Linked DNA regions of Mus musculus: region 1 is linked to region 2. A link is a contact called in ENCODE POLR2A ChIA-PET data. All regions are on one chromosome and are shown on one strand. Each heading gives the region's core, a stretch centred on a gene start or an enhancer-like site at or near the end of the contact. The rest is flanking DNA. Distances are from core to core; before and after follow the strand shown. Region 1 holds the start of Tssk6 (testis-specific serine kinase 6). Region 2 overlaps Gatad2a (GATA zinc finger domain containing 2A).

Evidence for each region. ChIA-PET counts read pairs that join two places held with the same protein, here RNA polymerase II (POLR2A).
Region 1: POLR2A ChIA-PET joins it to region 2 with 43 read pairs in embryonic stem cell. The contact joins the promoter of Tssk6 here to the enhancer-like site in region 2. POLR2A ChIA-PET finds 5 or more read pairs at or near these places in 4 of 5 experiments (Patski and embryonic stem cell).

The regions. Positions count from the first base shown.
Region 1 is chr8:69,899,588-69,905,142 of GRCm38, forward strand. Tssk6 (testis-specific serine kinase 6) reads left to right here and starts at 2,597. Exons shown (of 1, transcript NM_032004.2): 1 at 2,597-3,931. The coding sequence starts at 2,721. The coding sequence ends at 3,542. Ndufa13 (NADH:ubiquinone oxidoreductase subunit A13) reads right to left here and starts at 2,433. Exons shown (of 5, transcript NM_001382215.1): 1 at 2,350-2,433; 2 at 1,955-2,145. The coding sequence starts at 2,048.
Region 2 is chr8:69,935,574-69,940,607 of GRCm38, forward strand. Gatad2a (GATA zinc finger domain containing 2A) reads right to left here. Exons shown (of 13, transcript NM_001113346.1): 3 at 206-463. The coding sequence starts at 462. Among named protein-coding and RNA genes, the nearest start is that of Tssk6, 36 kb to the left of the region's middle. Within about 2 kb of position 2,834, at least 1 of the 3 ENCODE cell types and tissues checked has a DNase peak (open chromatin) inside an H3K27ac peak, as active enhancers do.

The DNA.
Region 1 (5,555 bases), core at 1,347-3,846, 36 kb before region 2:
CTAGTCTGCCATCTGTGTCTCAAAAGGCCTGGAGGGGGCTGGAGAGGTGGCTCAGAGGTTAAGAGCACTGGCTGCTCTTCCAGAGGTCCTGAGTTCAATTCCCAGTAACCACATGGTGGCTCACAACCATCTGTAATAGAATCCAATGCCCTCTTTTGGTGTGTCTGAAGACAACTACAGTGTACTCATATATATATATAAAATAGATAAATATTCCTTTTTTTTCCTTTCTTTTTTTGGTTTTTCCAGACAGGGTTTCTTTGTGTAGCCCTGGCTGTCCTGGAGCTCACTCTGTAGACCAGACTGGCCTTGAACTCAGAAATCCGCCTGCCTCTGCCTCCCCAGTGCTGGGATTAAAGGTTTGTACCATCACTGCCTGGCTAGTTTTTGGGTTTTAAAACCAGTTTCTCACAATATGTTCCTGGCTGGCTGGAACTTGACATTTGGATTTGGACCCTGGAACAAGGGACAGAGGTTCATATTTTACATACCAAAGCAGCGTGACCTGGCCTCCAGGTTCTCCCAGCATCCCTCAGTCTGTACCTGGCACATCTTGCCCACAACTCTCAACTATCTAGCCCAGGGTCTGGGCTGCCCTTCACCAAGAGGCTCTTCTCTATATAATCCAGAACCAAACACTCTCCACATAGCCTAGGCTAGCCTTGAACTTGTTGTGACCCATCTTTGCTTCTCATGTCTAGAATCACAGGTGAGCCATCACACAGGACCAGAACATTTTGTTTGCTTAGTTGAGGCACAGTTTCTATAATATGCACATTAAAGTCTGATGAATTAAAATCTAAAAATCTGAATTTGTAGAAGGTGGAGTTAGCAAACTCAGGTCCTTTGGAAGAGCATCAATGCCCTTAACCACTGTGCCATCTTACAGTCCCTAAGCCCATCTCTCTCTTCTTCTAGGGTGAGATGGGATCATGTAGTCCAGGTTGATCTATGTAGCCCAGGATGACCCTAACCATCAATCCGTTTTGCTTCAGCATCCAAAATGCTGAGATGATGGGTGTGCACCACCAAGTCCTGTTTATGCAGTGCCAGGGGTGCGACCTAGGGCTTTGAAAGGCTAGGCAGGCACTCTACCAATTGGGCCCCAGTTGCTAACTACTGTATTTCTGTAACTCTGAGCACTGACAGTGGGGACTTTAACTTTCTTCATATTCTTTTCCTGTTGAAATCGATAATAAAATTCTAAATGTTACTTAAAACACTTTTAAAAACTTAAAAACACAGCCTGGTGGGCACATGCCTGTCATCCTGGTACTATGAAGGCATAGAGTTGGGGTGTTCATAATTTCAGGCTGGCCTGGGCTCCACGAAAGCCGGTGGGGGTGGGGGCTGGGGGTGGGCAGAGAATGCCAGAAGAGGAACCAGCACTAGGGAGGCTAGAGTTTAAGACTAGCCTTCTATGCTATGTTACAATCAACACACATCTTGCCTTGGGTGGACCTGTCTGTCATCCCAGCAATCCATTGGCAAAGGCAGGGTCGCCACGAGTTTGAGGCCAGCCTGGGCTATATAGTAAGTCCCTATCTGCAAAAAAAAAAAAAAAAAAAAAAAAAAAAAAAAATTTAAAAACATTAAAAAAAAAATACGTATAACGGTGCATACCTATGAGCATAGCCTTCGGAAGTGAAGGCAAGAGATCAGGAGTTCTAGATCAGTCTCTGCTACGGAGTTTGAGGCCAGCCTAAAACAAAACAAAAGCCTCCAAACTCCAGGTTAGTGCTTCTCGCAGGCTTAGTTTCCAGGCCCGTGGAAGCCAGCTGGAAACTAGGGGACATGAACATTCTGGCTTCCGGGATGCTGCACTAGAAAACCAAGATTCCAACTCAGCCTCCGCTCACACTGTGCACTCTGAAGCCCGCAGGCTGCCCTCTCTCGTCTAACCGCATAACAAAAGCCTGGTCTGCGACGAACAGGACGACACTGAGACACTGACCCGACAGTCCCCGGCGGGGCAGGTTCCGCTTGTAGTCGATGGGGCCGTAGCCCCCTGGCGGGGGCATGTCCTGCTTCACCTTCGACGCCGCCATACTTGCAGGACCCGCAACTTCCGGCCACCAGCGGAAGTGAGGCAACGCGCGACCACCATTTTGAGTGTGGCGGAAGTTCCGTCACCCAGGAGGTTCCCTATAATTTGGAAGCGTTACGCTAGCCTTGCTGCGATCCGGAAGTCAGTCCCTCCTCCCTCTGGCCCTAGGCAGGGAGTAACTGTGGTCTGCATCTAGAGCTCTCTCGGGCGTGTTTCTTGCACTAAAAACCTTGGGAGTTCACCTACTTTCTTTCGTGAGCCATGGTAGCCAGGCTCGAGGCAACAGGCTGGTTCCCACCCACCTGAGCACCATCACTTCAGGGAGGGACTTGTCCTGTTCCACATCAGTGGGCAGTCTCCTCGCCAGTGACTTCTCACGAGGAACTGACCATTAAGGGCGATTGAGTCACAAAGCCTAAGAAGGGTTTAGGGAGCCCGCGGGGCGGGGGAGGGAGGGTCCCCGCCCCAAGGCCGAGTGACGCCCGCAGTCACTTCACAAGGCAGAAATTGTTACCCGGGCAATAAAAGTCATCGCGGCTGTAGGGCCTTGGGAGTGGGCACATGGGGGCACGGGGGTGCAGGTGCCAAGCACCATGGGTTAGGCCCGAGATTGGAGTCCGGCCGCCCCCCGACAGCAGCCGCCTCCTGCTCCCCGCGCGCCCCGGGCGCCACCATGTCGGGCGACAAACTCCTGAGCGAACTTGGCTATAAGCTGGGCCGCACGATAGGTGAGGGCAGCTACTCCAAGGTGAAAGTGGCCACCTCCAAGAAGTATAAAGGGACGGTGGCCATCAAGGTGGTGGACCGCCGGCGAGCGCCTCCGGACTTCGTCAACAAGTTCCTGCCTCGAGAGCTGTCCATCCTGCGGGGAGTACGGCACCCGCACATCGTACACGTTTTCGAGTTCATCGAAGTGTGCAATGGGAAGCTGTACATCGTGATGGAGGCAGCAGCCACCGACCTGCTGCAGGCAGTGCAGCGCAACGGGCGCATCCCGGGGTCGCAGGCGCGCGAACTCTTCTCGCAGATCGCGGGCGCCGTGCGCTACCTGCACGACCACCACCTGGTGCACCGCGACCTCAAGTGCGAAAACGTGCTGCTAAGCCCTGACGAGCGCCGCGTCAAGATCACGGATTTCGGTTTCGGCCGCCAGGCGCACGGCTACCCAGACCTGAGCACCACCTACTGCGGCTCGGCCGCGTATGCGTCACCTGAGGTGCTCCTGGGCATCCCCTACGACCCTAAGAAATACGACGTGTGGAGCCTGGGCGTTGTGCTCTACGTCATGGTCACCGGGTGCATGCCCTTCGACGACTCGGACATTGCTGGCCTACCCCGGCGCCAGAAGCGCGGCGTGCTCTACCCTGACGGCCTCGAACTGTCGGAACGATGCAAATCCTTGATCGCCGAGCTGCTACAGTTCAGCCCGTCTGCCCGGCCCTCGGCGGGCCAGGTGGCGCGCAATGGCTGGCTGCGGGCCGGGGACTCCGGCTAGGAGCCGGGGTTCTCGCTGTTCCCGCCGCACCAGGCACAGAGCCAGGGCGGCGCACGCGCGAAGGGCGAGCTTCGGGAAACCCGCGAAGTCGCCGCGCGCCACTGCGCACGCGTCCTGTCCCTTCCCCTTCCCCCACGGCGGCGGCCCTCTGAGGCCTGCTGTTGGGTTCTGATTCCTCCTGCACAAACTGATTGCTGGAGAGCGCATGCGCATCCTCGATTTCTGGCGAGAAGGCCCCGGGAGGGGCGCAAAGAGAAGAGAGAGAAGCATTGCGCCTGCGCAGAATGAGCTGTTGCACGGTGGGTTGCCATGCTACAGAGAAACCGTGGGCCAGCCGTGCACGCTAAGTTCCAGGTTGGAACCTGCAATAAATTCGCTCTTCCTTGCAACTGGGGTTAGCGGTGGAACCTTGTCACTGAGCAGGGGGTGGGAAGTTTTCGGCAACTTAGAGAAAGGCGAGTATGTGGAAATTCTACCTTTAGACCTAAAAACCGGAGTAGGGAGATTCAAATCCTGATTCTTCACGTCCCTAAACTGGATAAATTCCTAAAAGTTCTATAGTCATCCGCCAGGATCTGATGATACTTGAATTGGGATCAGCGGGACTGCCTGTTGGCTGGAACAGCATTTACAGATGTGACACCCACATAGGTGTCAGTTGTGCAGAGACAGGTGTGGATTGTACTCAGGTCTCTGGAAGCCGGGAGTCCTTGGTGATGGTTGTTTTCCCTATGGGAAAAGTTTACAGGGAAAAACCAGACCCATCTACTGATGATCTCTTGATTTGTTGTTGGTGGTGGTGGTGGTGATTTTGTGTGTCAAAGTTAGATCAAATACCTCACTATGCAGCCTAGGCTGGCTTGTAACTTGGATTCTCCTGCCTCCACTTTCCAAGGTGTGCAGTCCAGTTCTGCATGTCTTGAACCAGATATTGGGATTTTGAGAAGCTTCAACCATCCTTGCCTTCAACAAGGATGCAAGTGCAAGCCAAGTAAAAGAAGAGCCGAGATGTGGGGATAATTGTACGTTGTGAGGAACTCCCGTGGGCGGTGGTATCCAGAGACAGACTCAAGCTGGCCTCAGCCCCAGCTCCCCTCTACTCCACAGGTTTCTGGTGCCCTGGAGTTTTTGAATGTGAAAACTTTCCTCATGCTGGGCCCTAACTGCGGCATTGGCAGATGGGGAGACTGAGGCTATAAGAGGGGAGAGGCCTAAAGTCTGGGGCTAGCTGGAGTATGCCAGAGTCGAGAAAAAAACCCACTCCCCTGGCAGTGGGCAGAGGGAGCCAATGGATACAGGCTGTGCTTTGTGTTCCGCACCTGAGAAGTAGGGCTTGGGAAGGCGGGGGCTCAGTAGACTCAGGGTTTGTATTTCTATATTGTCTTTTGAGATTCCAGTACACAAGTTGACTACACCACCCACTTCCCATTGCCCTTCTTCCTAGTGTTGGAGGTAGAATCGAGAACCTTACTCTCTGAGCCAGCCAGCCCCCCCAACCCCCCGCCCCTCACTGGGCATTCTAGGGGCATTCTAGGCATGGGTTGCACCACTGAGCCACAGGCCAGGCTTGTTGTAGAGACAGGTTTTGCTATGTAGGCATAGACTACTCACATGTAACCCAAATAGAAAAATGGGGCAATCCTCTTGCCTCTTGGGCAGTATGCACCAGGTATGCACCAAGACCAGTTACCCATTTTTCTTCTCTGTCTGTCTATGGGTTTTTGTTGTTGTTGTTTGGTTTTGTTTTCAAGATAATATAGCTCTGGCTATCCTGGGACTATGTAGACCAGGCTGGCTCCAAACTCCACGTGCCTCTGCCTCCTGAGTGCTGGGATTAAAAGTGAGCACCACCACACCTAGCTGCTTTTTTTTTTTTTTTTTTTTTTTTTTTTTTGCCGATCTAGGTGTCAGCTGACAGCTTTTACACAGCCCTGCCCTTCCCCAACTCCCCCCACCCCCCATGCACATTGTGAGGTTTACTTCAGAGGTAGCAGGTCCTAGGGAACAGAATTA
Region 2 (5,034 bases), core at 1,584-4,083:
CCCTGAGGCACTCCCACCAAAGGAATGTTTCAGTCCTCCCACAATCCAAGAGATGGCAGACCCACTAAATAAATACAGGGGACTTCCTCCCCAATGAACCCATGAACCTGCCACTGACAGTGTCCCAGCCTAGGACTCAGGGACATCCTGCCCTGTACCAGCCTCTGCTAGGCTCCAACCCAGCCCATTGTCTTTTCTCACTCACCTGTGTGAAGTGCGCATGTCCACAGGCCCGTCTCCTAACAGCCCCTCGCCAGATCCTGTGCCCATGGCCTCTGTTGTCCTCAGCAACCCCTGGGCTGAGCCTGCACTCGGCTCTGGCATCACCCTGCTGTCTCCGTCCACTGTCAGCTCTGATGACCCTTTCTCCATTTTCATTTTCTTGTTCTCCACATCATCCTCCGTTAGGTCAGGTTCAAGGGTGCGCTTCTGACTGCGGGTTCGGCATGCTTCTTCACTCATTCTGTATGCGAAAGGGAGGATATAGCATTTGAACCCCTTCTGACAAGTTTAGTTTGAAGTGCGGTTTTCTTTTCCTCAGAGGCAGCTAACTAGAGAAGGGACAACAAAGACAGGGCCATAGACGCCCCTCACACCCTTAGGATGGCTGGGCAGGAAGGAGTCCCACAGGCCTCTTGGGTGTGGCCAGCTCTGAGAAGCCATGGAATCCAAGTGGGAGAAAAGCAGTGGCAGCTGTTACTGGACAGGGCCCTTCTGTGGAAGAACGGTGCCTATTATGGGTCTGAAAACCAGTCCAGGGGCCTGGCATCTGTATTGTAATGGTGTGTGTAGGACCTGGATAGAGGTGACCTCAGGTGCTGTGTGCCTGAGCCCCCCAGGGAGCCAGAAGTGAGGGTCATGCTAAGCTTTTTGGCTGGCAGACATACACTCTGAGCACAGTATGGACCGGTCCATCCCAAAGTGCCACCACCATGGCCCTGTACATGTGGCACACATTTATCTTGATTCAAAGAAAAGGGAGAAAAACGCTGAGTCAGTTTTTGATCCCATGACATCACTGGGCTCCACATGACCCTTCCCAGGATGCAGTCAGAGAGACAAAGCACTTTCCAGAGAACCAGTCTGAACCGGTTCCAGACAACACAGCTGAAGTGAAGTGTTGTTAACCCTCACAGAGACAAGAGGACAGCTTACTGGCATTCCACAGCTGAGTCTGGGACAAGGCCCTCTTAAAGGGACCGCTCAGAAGCCAGGTCTTACTAAACACTATAGGACACCAGCCTAGGGAAAGTCAGAGAACCCAGAGTTCACTTGGGAAAGGGAAGAGAAAAAAAAAAAGTCTGGCTGGGCTCTGGCAGGATCCAAGGGACAGCTCCACTGAGACATCTGGCATTGAGTATAGATAGCCCTGCAGAGAACCTCAGCTCACATCTCCAGCAGGCTTGATGGGAAAGCCCTCTGATTCTGCATCCTAATGGAGGGATACCTCCTTCCAGGTGCCTCAGTTTTCCACTGGTAAATATGGTAGGAAAGGCCTGTCCTGGACAAAGCCAGTTCTAGAAACCCCTTCCAAGGTTCTGGGAGGCTGGGATATTCCATCATATCAAGGATGCACTCCCACGGGTAGGAAAGGCCTGTCCTGGACAAAGCCAGTTCTAGAAACCCCTTCCAAGGTTCTGGGAGGCTGGGATATTCCATCATATCAAGGATGCACTCCCACGGCCAGACCAGAGTCCAACCTCATCTCCATGGTCCAGTCACCTTCTTCCATAGACCTTGGACCCAAGAGCCTCCTCTTCATCACCACCTAGGTTAAAGTTAATGCTTTGACCTTAATACGACTCTATCAAAGGTAGAGATGGGGATAGGGTCACAAACCTCAGTGGGCTTCATCTCCACCCTACTTTCTCCTGCCACCCCAACCTGTACCCTGGCAATCTTCCCTAGATACTGGAGCACCCACCATATCCCTCCACTCTAACAGCACTGGAGAGTCTACTACGGCTTTGCTCTTCCTTCAACAAGCCTGACCACAAACCCTGTCACACTTGCTGACAATCTGCCTGCTTTGCCTACCAGCAAAAGCAAACAAGCCACTGTCCTGGGGTGTCAGGGTACTCCCTGAAGCAGAGCTGCTGAGTTCTAGAACAAGAGGAAGTAGATTGGCAGTATCCTCAGACAGGGTATAAACACGGCCAGGCCTGGACAGGATATAGATGGGGAGCTCAGAACCTGTGACAATAAGGGCATGTGGGAACTGGGTGGGTGGGTGGGGCACAAGCATTATGGTTCTCAAAAGCGAAGCTCACTGGTGGGGGCATACTTCCTTTCTTTAATCCCAGCACTTGAGAGGCAGAGGCAAGTGGATCTCTTTGAGTTCAAGGCCAGCCTGGTCCACAGAGTTCCAGGCTACACAAAAAGACCCTGAAAACCAAACAAAATAGAATGAAGCTCTAGGCCTGGCCCTGCTCCCAAGTTCCGCCATCATAACTCAGTAGGAGTAAGGCAGGGCTTTCATACACAAAAAGACCAGGCCTTGACCTCAGCCTCTCCTAGCTCATCTGAATCCACCAGAAACCCTACCTGAAATCTATCTTCTCCATACCACAGCCTTACTTCTTTGTTGCTGTGAAAGGGCCTAAGGAAAAGCAAAGGTCTACCAGGGGTTGAGGGAACTGCTTTTCATATCCCTAGGAGCTGCCCATTGCATGGAGACAGGTACCTACTCAGAGCTCAAGCAGGGCCCAGAACCTTGAGCCAACCTAAGGGTAGGTGTGGGTGAAGGTAAGAAATGGGATGCCTGGAATTTGGCTCCCCACCTCCAGAAAGACAAGCACAGCTGGCGGGGTGAGCACCAGACAGAAGTCCCAGTAGGCTACACCCTCCCAACTAGAGCCTGAGCTCCCACAGCTGTGCCTCTGAGGAGTAACCAATCCAGCCCAGTGTGATATTCTGTGGTAAGAAGAGTCCCAACTTCCTCAAGGCCACCAGGAACAAGGTCTTCCTGGGACCGGCACTGATAAGCACTGTACAGTAAGCACAATGTGGGCACGAAGAAAGCAGCTTCCCTTAGGAAGCATCCTAAGAGGCAGAGAAAGGGTTTAAATCACTCACATGTAAATGGGAGTGGGTTTCAAAATCCCCAAAGGAGGGGAAAAGAAAGCTGCCACACCAGAACAGCTACCACAGGCCTGTTCAGGGGGATGGGTCTCAGCAGCCACTTCCTACACGGCAGCAACACAGGAAATGATGGTCATTTTAAGAGATATAAAGGTCACAAGAGCCATCCACCTACCAAGGAATGGGGTTAGGACGCTTAGAGCAAGCCCCAACATCATGGGCTGGGCCCCACACCTGTCCTGTGCAGCAACCCCAACAATGTTCAGTAGGGCCCTAAAGGCTACTACTGGGATTTCTCAACAAGAACCGTATACAGGTGCCTCTGCCAGCACTGGGACCAAGGGGCCTGAGTCCTTGTGGTACACCAACGGTGGATATCTAGGGCAGTACAAACATCACTAACTGCTACCTGGATGCTGCCTTCTTTCAGTAAAATACCACAATGCAACTGGAGGGAGAACCTGGGACAGGAGGCTGACTGAACGAACAGCTTCTCCAAGCTGAAGCTAAGTAGCATGTTAACATTTTAGACTTTGGTGTCCTTCTGACTGTGGCAGCTCAACTTCAATTAGTAAGACTTCACAATGTGTATTGCAGACATGAATGGAGGAGTGGCAATAAGTGGCACGGACAAAACCGACAGCTGATGTTTGTAACTGGGGGAACCTTAGCACTGTGAGAGGGAAAGAAGGGGATGCTAAGAGGGGGAAAGAGAAGGTAAAGAGAAACATTTCCTAGCTGGGCGTGTTGGCGCACGGCTTTAATGCCAGCACTTGGGAGGCAGAGGCAGGCGGATTTCTGAGTTAGAGGCCAGCCTGGTCTACACAGTGAGTTCCAGGACAGCCAGGGCTATACAGAGAAACCCTGTCTCAAAAAAACAAAAGAACAAAACAAAACCAAAAAAAGAGAAGAGAAGAGAAGAGAAGAGAAGAGAAGAGAAGAGAAGAGAAGAGAAGAGAAGAGAAGAGAAGAGAAGAGAAGAGAAGAGAAGAGAAGAGAAGAGAAGAGAAGAGAAGAGAAGAGAAGAGATTTCCTGCTCCTTCACTCAATCCAAAGCAGCCCTGGGCCTCTACCAGAGGAGCTGCTGTCCTAGGGGCTGGGGATTACACGGTGCTCAGGAATGCACAGCTGGGCAAAGACCAAAAAGGCCAAGGGTGTCAGGTGACAGGACTGAGTGGTTAGAGCAAGCAGAGAAGCAGAGGCCAGGTGGGAAACTCAGGCCTAATGGAGACAGTCCAGATGGCCTGTGGGGGAGGTGATAGGAGCATGATGATCCAGGGAAGCATGGGGGTCTAGACTCGGATCCCAGAGGTCCACCTCACTCTAAAGCAGTATCTGGCTGATAGGTAGTGGGGCACTAAGGGACGAGACAGTGCTGTGGGAACAGATTTCCCTCCTAGGTGTGCTCTGAAGCTCCCCTAAGCATGGATGGGGGAAGGGGGGACTGCTCTACTTTTATTTGGTTCTACTCAAGCAATAGACTCTTCTGAAACTGGGATGGAAAAGTCAAGACTACAGTTTGGTGCAACTGTGGACCACTCCTTGAGGATAGCATCTGCCCTGGGGCTTTAAGGGGCCATCATTTCCTGTCTCACTTCCTGTCTGGAAGAAAGCAGGCCTTCTGAAGCAGCCCGCCCAAGGACAGGACAACTGAAGGACAATACCAAGGTGCCATTGCCCCAGGATGATATGGAGCCCAGCCATACAGCACGGAGGCCCTGCTGCCCGGCTCCTGCAGGTTCTCGCCACAAAGTTGTCCTCCAAGATAGAGGCCAGGTCATTCCCCATCAGCAACTGGAGCCCAGAAGCCATGTCTGCTCTAACCACACAGCACAGCCAGGCTCTTATAGCCAAGTCCCAAATAGCTGGGGAGGTATAAGGGAGAAGACAGCTATGCTGGGACAGGCAGGTTTCCTCCAAGCCAAAACAGACACTGAGACTTGCCTGGGTGGG